Linked DNA regions of Homo sapiens: region 1 is linked to region 2. The links are chromatin contacts, found by Hi-C or POLR2A ChIA-PET in ENCODE. All regions are on one chromosome and are shown on one strand. The core of a region is the stretch at or near the end of the contact, and the rest is flanking DNA. Distances in the headings are between cores, read along the strand shown.

What was found. A loop is a pair of places that touch in the nucleus more often than their neighbours do. ChIA-PET counts read pairs that join two places held with the same protein, here RNA polymerase II (POLR2A). Pooled maps may share reads with other maps.
Region 1: a loop to region 2 is called in a map of gastrocnemius medialis, with 6 times the contacts of the local background. The contact joins the enhancer-like site here to the promoter of WNK2 in region 2. A Hi-C loop is called at or near these places in 11 of 168 maps with a recorded cell type or tissue (HepG2, PC-9, Right ventricle myocardium inferior and 8 more) and 6 of 50 pooled maps. POLR2A ChIA-PET finds 5 or more read pairs at or near these places in 5 of 52 experiments (HepG2, Panc1, WTC11 and 1 more).

Annotation. Positions count from the first base shown.
Region 1 is chr9:93,216,928-93,220,449 of GRCh38, reverse strand. The region is part of intron 2 of WNK2 (WNK lysine deficient protein kinase 2); the gene reads right to left. Among named protein-coding and RNA genes, the nearest start is that of WNK2, 35 kb to the right of the region's middle. Within about 2 kb of position 1,702, at least 8 of the 41 ENCODE cell types and tissues checked have a DNase peak (open chromatin) inside an H3K27ac peak, as active enhancers do; they include gastrocnemius medialis, where a contact is called at or near this core.
Region 2 is chr9:93,182,036-93,185,859 of GRCh38, reverse strand. It overlaps WNK2 (WNK lysine deficient protein kinase 2), which reads right to left and starts at 1,721. Exons shown (of 30, transcript NM_006648.4): 1 at 1,475-1,721; 2 at 250-932. The coding sequence starts at 930.

The sequences.
Region 1 (3,522 bases), core at 453-2,952, 35 kb before region 2:
GTTAGTGCACGGCTGTGCTGACAGGTAGAGTTGCCCAGAACCGCAGCTGGCACAGCCAACCTCACCCTCGGCCCCTTCCTACCATGTCCCGTCCTGCACTGGTGTTGGGCAGCATGGACAGAACAGGAAAAGCTATTCCAATCAGAGAGACGGGGTGGAACCTAGGCTCAGACACTAACCCTGCCTCTGAGCTCAGCTCCCCATCTGTGTAGTGGGCAGATAGCAGCACCCATCCCCCACAGTGTCCAGCCCTCAGCAAGTAATATGCACCCTGTGTACACCCTCGTGGGCTCTGGGTGGTACACCTGCCTCCAGAGGAGGCCTGGCCCACTGCAGATCAAGCAGACAGGACCTATGCTCATTCACACCCTGGGGGAACCACTTTAAACAACCAAGACTCCCTCCCCAACAACCCTGCAGCCAGGGAACCCTGTCCTGGAGGAAGAGAGGATCCCCTTTGGTCCCCAGGCCTCCAACACCAGGTGATGTCCCAGCCAGGAGGAGCCCGGCGCTAAGCAGGGTGGGGCCTGGATGCGCCTGCACTCTCCAGGCTTCCAGGGCAGGGCACCAAGGCCAGTGCCACCATCTGCACCTGCACTCACCTGGATCAGAAATGACAGAGCCCAAGCGAGGAAGCAGGTGGGCAAGCTGGTGGCAACAGGTGGAGCTGGGCACATGGCATACGGGTGTTTTATTTCCAAATAAATGTTTTAAAGCTTGCAGGGCTGACCTAGAGCTCCATAAAAGCAAAGGAGCCCCCACATAGCCTCTTCCACCTGAGCGACCCCACTCTCAGCACTGCGTGTCCCAGATGGGCTAAGCCTCGGCCCACACTACCCTGAGTAGGCGCCTGCCCAGCCCTCTGTGGACAGGGGTCTCCCCAAGGACCAGCATCCTTAAATGAAGACCACCAGCTAAAAGCCAATGACAAACTTGGAAACAATCCACACTTAATCCTTAACACTAGGGGTCTCTGAGGGGAAAGGGAAAGGGCTTCCTCCCTAGGATCCATATCCACACTTTTGGATGCAGGTATCCCTACTGTGGTCAGAAGAACTGATGAGCATTTGTCCTTGTGTGCACTTTTTGAAAGAGAGGAGCAGGAGGGACTCAAGCCGGGCATCACCCAGGGCTGCCACAGGCCCTCCAGGACAGTGGCCAGCCCCGCCCACGGCATGTTGACCAATGGGACTGGGGGTGTTGGTAGATACAGACCATTCACATTTAGGGGAAACGGCTCAGAAAGCTACCTTGTCAGAGGGCCACCTCGTGCCAAGGCACCTGCCATCAGGCTGGAGGGAGGAAGAGAGCTTGAACCCATGCCCCTCCCCTCCAGGGACATCCAGGTGCCCTCCTCTCCTGTCTACAGGTGGGCTTAACACGGGCAGCTGAGGGGCAGAGGGACACAGGCCTGGCCCCGGTCTCAGCCACAAGTCCTGGTGCCATGTCACTGGGTGGCCACCCTCCTCTCCAAGGCCAGAGGTCAGCAGGCTGCCCTGGCCCTGCATGAGTCCTGAGAGCCAACCTGTCACATCCAGGCTCCCCACGCCCGTCTGTTCTCCTTCGGAGGCAGGGGGAAGAGGGAGAGCCAGGCAAGGGGTCCCTGGGGCAGAGGGGTGCAGCCAACTCAGGACAACCAAACCCCAGGAAGCCGGGGCAGCCCTGGCCCTGACAGCCAGACAACCCAGACACACACCCCCAACATGGACAGGCAGCTGTGCAGGCAGCAGACACTGCAGGGCCAGCCCCAAAGGAGGAGGCCTTTCCTGTTCTCAAGGGAACACTGATGTTACTTCCTGACGGGGAAATGTCTGCTCGAACCCTCGGCCCTGGACCAGAGCAGTGGTTCGACCACCCCAGGATGAAATGAAAATGGGGCCCTCCCAGTGGGCACACAAGTGAGGAAGAGAAATCCCCATGGGGCCATCCCACCACAAAAACTTTCCTGATTGCAGGCCTGGCTCCTCCCCAGGAGAACACATCGGCACTCACCCAAGGTAACTGGGAGCCCGGCGGGCACAGGCCAGGCGGCCACCCCTGCATCTGACCACATCATGTATCTGGTTTCTAGAAAGGGCCAGCCCCACCCCATGGCCACTTCCCGCAGGGACACCTAAAGATAGATTTGGATAGCACCAGGGACACAGGTCAGCAGGGTTAGCAGCTCCACCATCAAGAACAGCTCCTGTGGGGTGGGGCAGGCGGGGCACCCCAGGGCAAGGCCTGTGGAATCCTGTGGAGTTCCACAGAATTCTGAGGAGACAGCTGTAGAGGCCAAGCTACTGGGGTCTTCCTGCGGCTGCCCTGCCCCCACACAGGGTTCAAAGGCTCAGGGCACCCCAAGGTGGCAGTGGGTGAGGGTCTAACAGTCTGTGGAATATTGTGGCCCCTCGAAGGCAGGCCCTTCCCCCCACCCCACCCCCCCAACGTAGGGAAATACCCAGACCTGTAGCTCTGGGCAATGAGGAAGGGCTGGGCATTCTGGTGCCTGCTACTGTACAAGGCCCTGGTTCTGGCTTGGTCTTCTACGCCTACGCCCAGAATGAAGTCACCTAGGCCTCACTTCCTTTCCTCCCCAGAGGCCCTAGGTGGCCCAAGCTATCACCAAGAGCTAAGATGACCTTGAAGGCCAGGCTACTAGGATTCAAGGCCGGTGTTGGCCTCAGGTCAAGATGTCCACTGAATAAACATGTGCCCAGGCACAAACATCTGTGGTGTCCCTCTAAGCCAGGAATGGCACCAGGCTGCTTGGCAGGGGAGTGGGGGCACCAACAGATGGCCCCAGCAGCATGAGATCAGGGCCACAGGAGGACCATGGAAGGGTAAAGCAGCATGGGGGTGAGGTTAGGCCCCCCTGCCCACATCTGCACCCCAATCCCATTAACTGACTCCTCAGTACCTCCCAGAACTGGCGGCAAGAGCCTTGGGGACCACAACCGAGACGGCAGGTACACAGCACACATATACCTGAAATAAACCTCAGCACCATTCATCCTCATGCCACCATTCTGACTCTTCTGGAGAAAAGGAAACCCCACACTCAGCACTGCTTCTCCCACTAAAGTTGTGCGGCCCAAAACAGTAGCTACACATGTGGCTAATGAGCACTTGAAATCAGGCCAGTACAGGTTGAGATGTTCTGTAAGTGCACAGTACGTGGCAGCGGCGTAGTATCTTCTTAAAAGATTTTTTGGGCTGGGCACGGTGGCTTTCGCCTGTAATCCCAGCACTTTGGGAGGCCGAGGCAGGCGGATCACGAGGTCAAGAAATCAAGACCATCCTGGCCAACATGGTGAAACCCCATCTCTACTAAAAATACAAAAATTAGCTAGGCGTGGTGGTGCACGTCTGTAGTCTCAGCTACTTGGGAGGCTGAGGCAGGACAATCGCTTGAACCTGGGAGGCAGAGGTTGCAGTGAGCCGAGATCTCGCCACTGCACTCCAGCCTGGCAACAGAGCAAGACTTCGTCTCAAAAAAAAAAAGATTTTTTTGAATCTTATTGATAATTTTATATTGATTCA
Region 2 (3,824 bases), core at 472-2,971:
ACAACAGAGGCCTGCCCTCGCCACCAGCTGACTCACAAACCGCAACCTGCGCACGGACACAGCCAGGCCCCACATGCCGTCCGCACACCTGGTATGCATCCTGCCAGCCATCCACACAGAGGGTGACACACATGGAGCCCCGCCGCCCCCAGGGCTTCTTAAGGCCAGGCGCAGGAGCAAGGACAGGCCCAAGGACGCACTCGCGGACAGACCCTGCGGAAAGCCCCCTGCGGGCTGGGGCACCCTCACCTGCAGCTCACACCAGGCCACCTCCACCCAGGTCTCCGTGTCCAGCCCCTTGTAGACCGTCTTGAAGGAACCGCGGCCCAGCTCGATGTCGAACTTGAGGAAGCGGCCGTCCAGAGAGGTGGCCACGGCCTTGAGGTCGTCCTCGTCGTCCTCCTCCTCTTCGGGCTCGTCCCGGCGAGTGCGCCCGGGCTCAGGCTTCGCCTCGGCCGCCCCCTCATCCTCCTTCCTCACGGTCGCCGCCGCCTCCTCCCTGGGGCCGCCGTCGGGGGCAGGCGCGGTTTCGACAGCGGCTGCGATGGGGTCCGGGCCGGGCTCCTGCGTGCCCACGGGCTCGGGGCCGGCGTCCGCGGGGGCTCCGGGGGCTCCCGGCTGCGCTACCAGCGCTGCGGGCGCGGGGGCGGCGGGGCGTCCGCGGGCGCGCTCCGCGATGAGGCGGCGCGTCTTGCAGAGCAGAAGCACCCGGCGCTGCAGGGGCTGCGGGGGCTGCGGGCCCGGCGCCTCGGCTGCCTCCAAGCCCGGCGGCTCCTCCTGGTCCGACTCTACCACGCTGCGCCGCAGAAAGCGCTGGGGCCCCGGCCGCGCCGCCTTCGCCCGAGGCTCCGCCATGCCCGCGGGCCCCGCGCCGCGCCCGGGCTCCATCAGCGTGCCGGGGACGTCTCGGCGGCCGCCATCGCCGTCCATCTCTGTGGGCCAAGGACACACAGGCCCGCGTGAGCGCCGGCCCTGCCGCACCTGCCCAGGCCGCCGGATGAGACAACGCCGCCCTAAGCCCGCAACCTGCCCAGCCCCGGCCGCGGAGAGAGCCTGCGGGGGCCGTCTCTGGGGGCCCTGGGAAAGGGGGGCTGCAGACGGGACCAGAGGCTTGGGTTGGGGAGGAGGGGTCCGTGCCCTGCTCAGCCCCAGGCTGCGGAGAGGGACGGGCCTGTGGTGTCCCTGGAACCCTGGGAGAGAGGACCTGCTAGGGTGTCCCTGAGGGCCCCGGAGGCCGGCAGAGGGATCTCGCGCCCTGCCCAGCCCTGGCCCAGGAGGGTTCTGCTAGGCTGTCCCGGAGGCAGCTGTAAAGGGGATAGGGAAGCCCGGGGGTGGGAGGAAGGCAGTGGCCCGGCGGCGGCTCCACAAAGGACGCGGGCCCGGGGCGCGGGAGGGGCGCGCGGGGAGGGGGCTGCAGCGCCGCGGCGCGCACACAAAGGCGGCGAGCGGCGTTGAGGGGAGGCTCGGCACTCACAGGGCGAGCGGACGCCGTCCATGCCCGCGGCCCGGCGGCCAGGGCGTGCGAGGCGGGAGAGATCACGCTTCGAGGACGGGGTCCGAGTTCCGGGCGAGGTCCGCGCTGGGGTGGGGGCCGTGGCGCCGCTCCAGCTCCTGCGCGCTGCTCTCTCGGGCCGGGCCACTGCGGGGCCGCGCTCCCGCGTGCTCCTGCCGGCTTCGCGCGGCTCCGCTCCCGCACCGGCTCCGACCCGGCGCGCGGGGAGGGCGGGGCTCCGTTCGCCCCGCCCCGGACCGGCGCAGGGGGCTGGGCCTGGCACGCCCACCTGGCTGCGGACGGGCTGGCTGACTGGCAGGCGCGCGCGGCCACCTGCGGGCCGGCTACCTGGGCTCCCACCCGCGGTTCTTTGCTCGAGGTAGCGCTCCTGTCCTCTGAAGTTCTTTGGAACGCCCCGCAGGGCTGTCAGCTGCGGAGGACCCCGTTTCTTCCTGAGAGGAGGCAGCAGGCTCAACGCCTCAGCACGCCGCAGCCCGGCGCGCTAGACCTCAAGGCCCTGTGCCAGGACAGAATGGGCAGGCTAGGAAGAAAAGGACCAGGGGTACCGCCGCCCTCGGGAGCCCAGCCTGGGGCTAAGCCTGGTGGGGCTCAGCGTGTCCTTTCCTGCCCTCACTTCACCACCAGGAACCATGAGGACCTCATCATCACCCAGGGAGGCACTGGTGATCATTATGCCCATTTCACAGTCTAGAGCAAACTGAGGCGCCAAAGGCAGAAGTTATATGCTCTAAATCCCAGAACTTTCAAGACCGAAGCTGAGCTGGAATGCCTTGGATGGGATATGGAGAGGCTTCCAGAAGCCCCTTGACCCAAAGTGTTCTTCCTTCCCACCTCTGCCAGATGCCACCTCTCCCGAGAAGTCTTCCATGATCTCTAGCTCCTTCCTCCTCTAGACCCCCACGGACAAGCCCTCTCTTGGGCGTCTCTGGCCCTAATGCAGCAGGTGACCTGTGTCAGTAACCATACTGCTAAGTTCTGAGCCCTGCTCCAGGCAATGCCCTGAGCTAACACTTCACCCTTACCCCAGCCTCCATGATCCTAGGTGAGGAAACTGAGGCACAAGGGAGATACCAGAGTATTCTCATCTCAGTCCCCATCCCACTGGGCTGGCACCCCCATCAGATACACACACACTTCCAGAGATGAAAAGATGCTTGTGGGCCTGTAGGCCTTGGAGCCCCTGGCACAAAATAACTCATGTGGCATAAAAGCCAGCAGAGGCGATATCTCACCTTCACAATGTAGAGGGAAGAATATGCCAGGCCAACTGTTACCCAGAGAAGCAGGACTTCCTGGAGCCCCGCTGGGCACTGGCACTGGCTGAAACTAATTTGTGAGGGGCAACAGTGAACATCCCTTCCCAGCTCTGGGTTCAGCAATGCCACCCTGTAGCCTGAAGTCAGCAATGCTGGGAGTATTTACACTGCGGAAATTGGCAAACACCTCAAATCAGGACTTTTCTCCCCAGAGAGCCAGTGGTTAAATAGTGTGCTAGGTGTAGGGCTATGCATTTGGCACTTGCCTGTTATTTATATAATCTAATCTACCGTGTGAGACAGGCATTCATTCCGGGGCTCAAGTCCGCTGGCATGAGCCCAGAGCTCACACGAGGAGGAGGCCAAACAGCAGACGCCAGCTCTGCAGGACAGAGAGGCCTGAGGGACAGGGATCTAAGTTGCATCTCCTGGGGCAGGAGTCTTCCAGGTAGAGGTCAGGGGTGGAAAAGGATCTTTTCTGTCTTCCCTTTGGAGGCTAAAGACCCCCCAACCTTGCCCCTAACCAGCTGAGTGAACTTGGGCAAGTCCTGGTCCTTCCTGAGCCTCAGTATCTGGCCCTGCAGAGTGGGCTGATCATCCTGACTTGCCCACCTTAAAAGGCTGCCAATTCCTTGTAGATTCAGTCAATCTAGGAAGGGCACCAAGTCCACAGACCTGTTCATGATGGGTGTGTTCAAGCCTATCCAAGGGAAAACCAGGATGGGACAGAGCTAAGCGTGTTCTGAGACCAGCACACACCTATCTGGCCTCCTCCTGCTCCCAACAGGCCACACTGGCAGTGTGTGGGCAAAATACCTGCCAGCATCGGAGAAGGTTCATCAGCACCCATGGCTGCTGCCCACCCACACTTGTACACATGCGTGGGAAAGGATGGCTACACCCACAAATCAGCAGGGAGCAGCCCAGGCTGTGGGGAGTGGGGGACAGCCTGTCCCTGAGAGAGTACTGTGTGCTCTCTGAGCCCTTGGGGTGAATTCACGCATCTCTGCTTACACACCTCCCATGGTGGAGAGCTCATTCTCTCTGCCAACCCA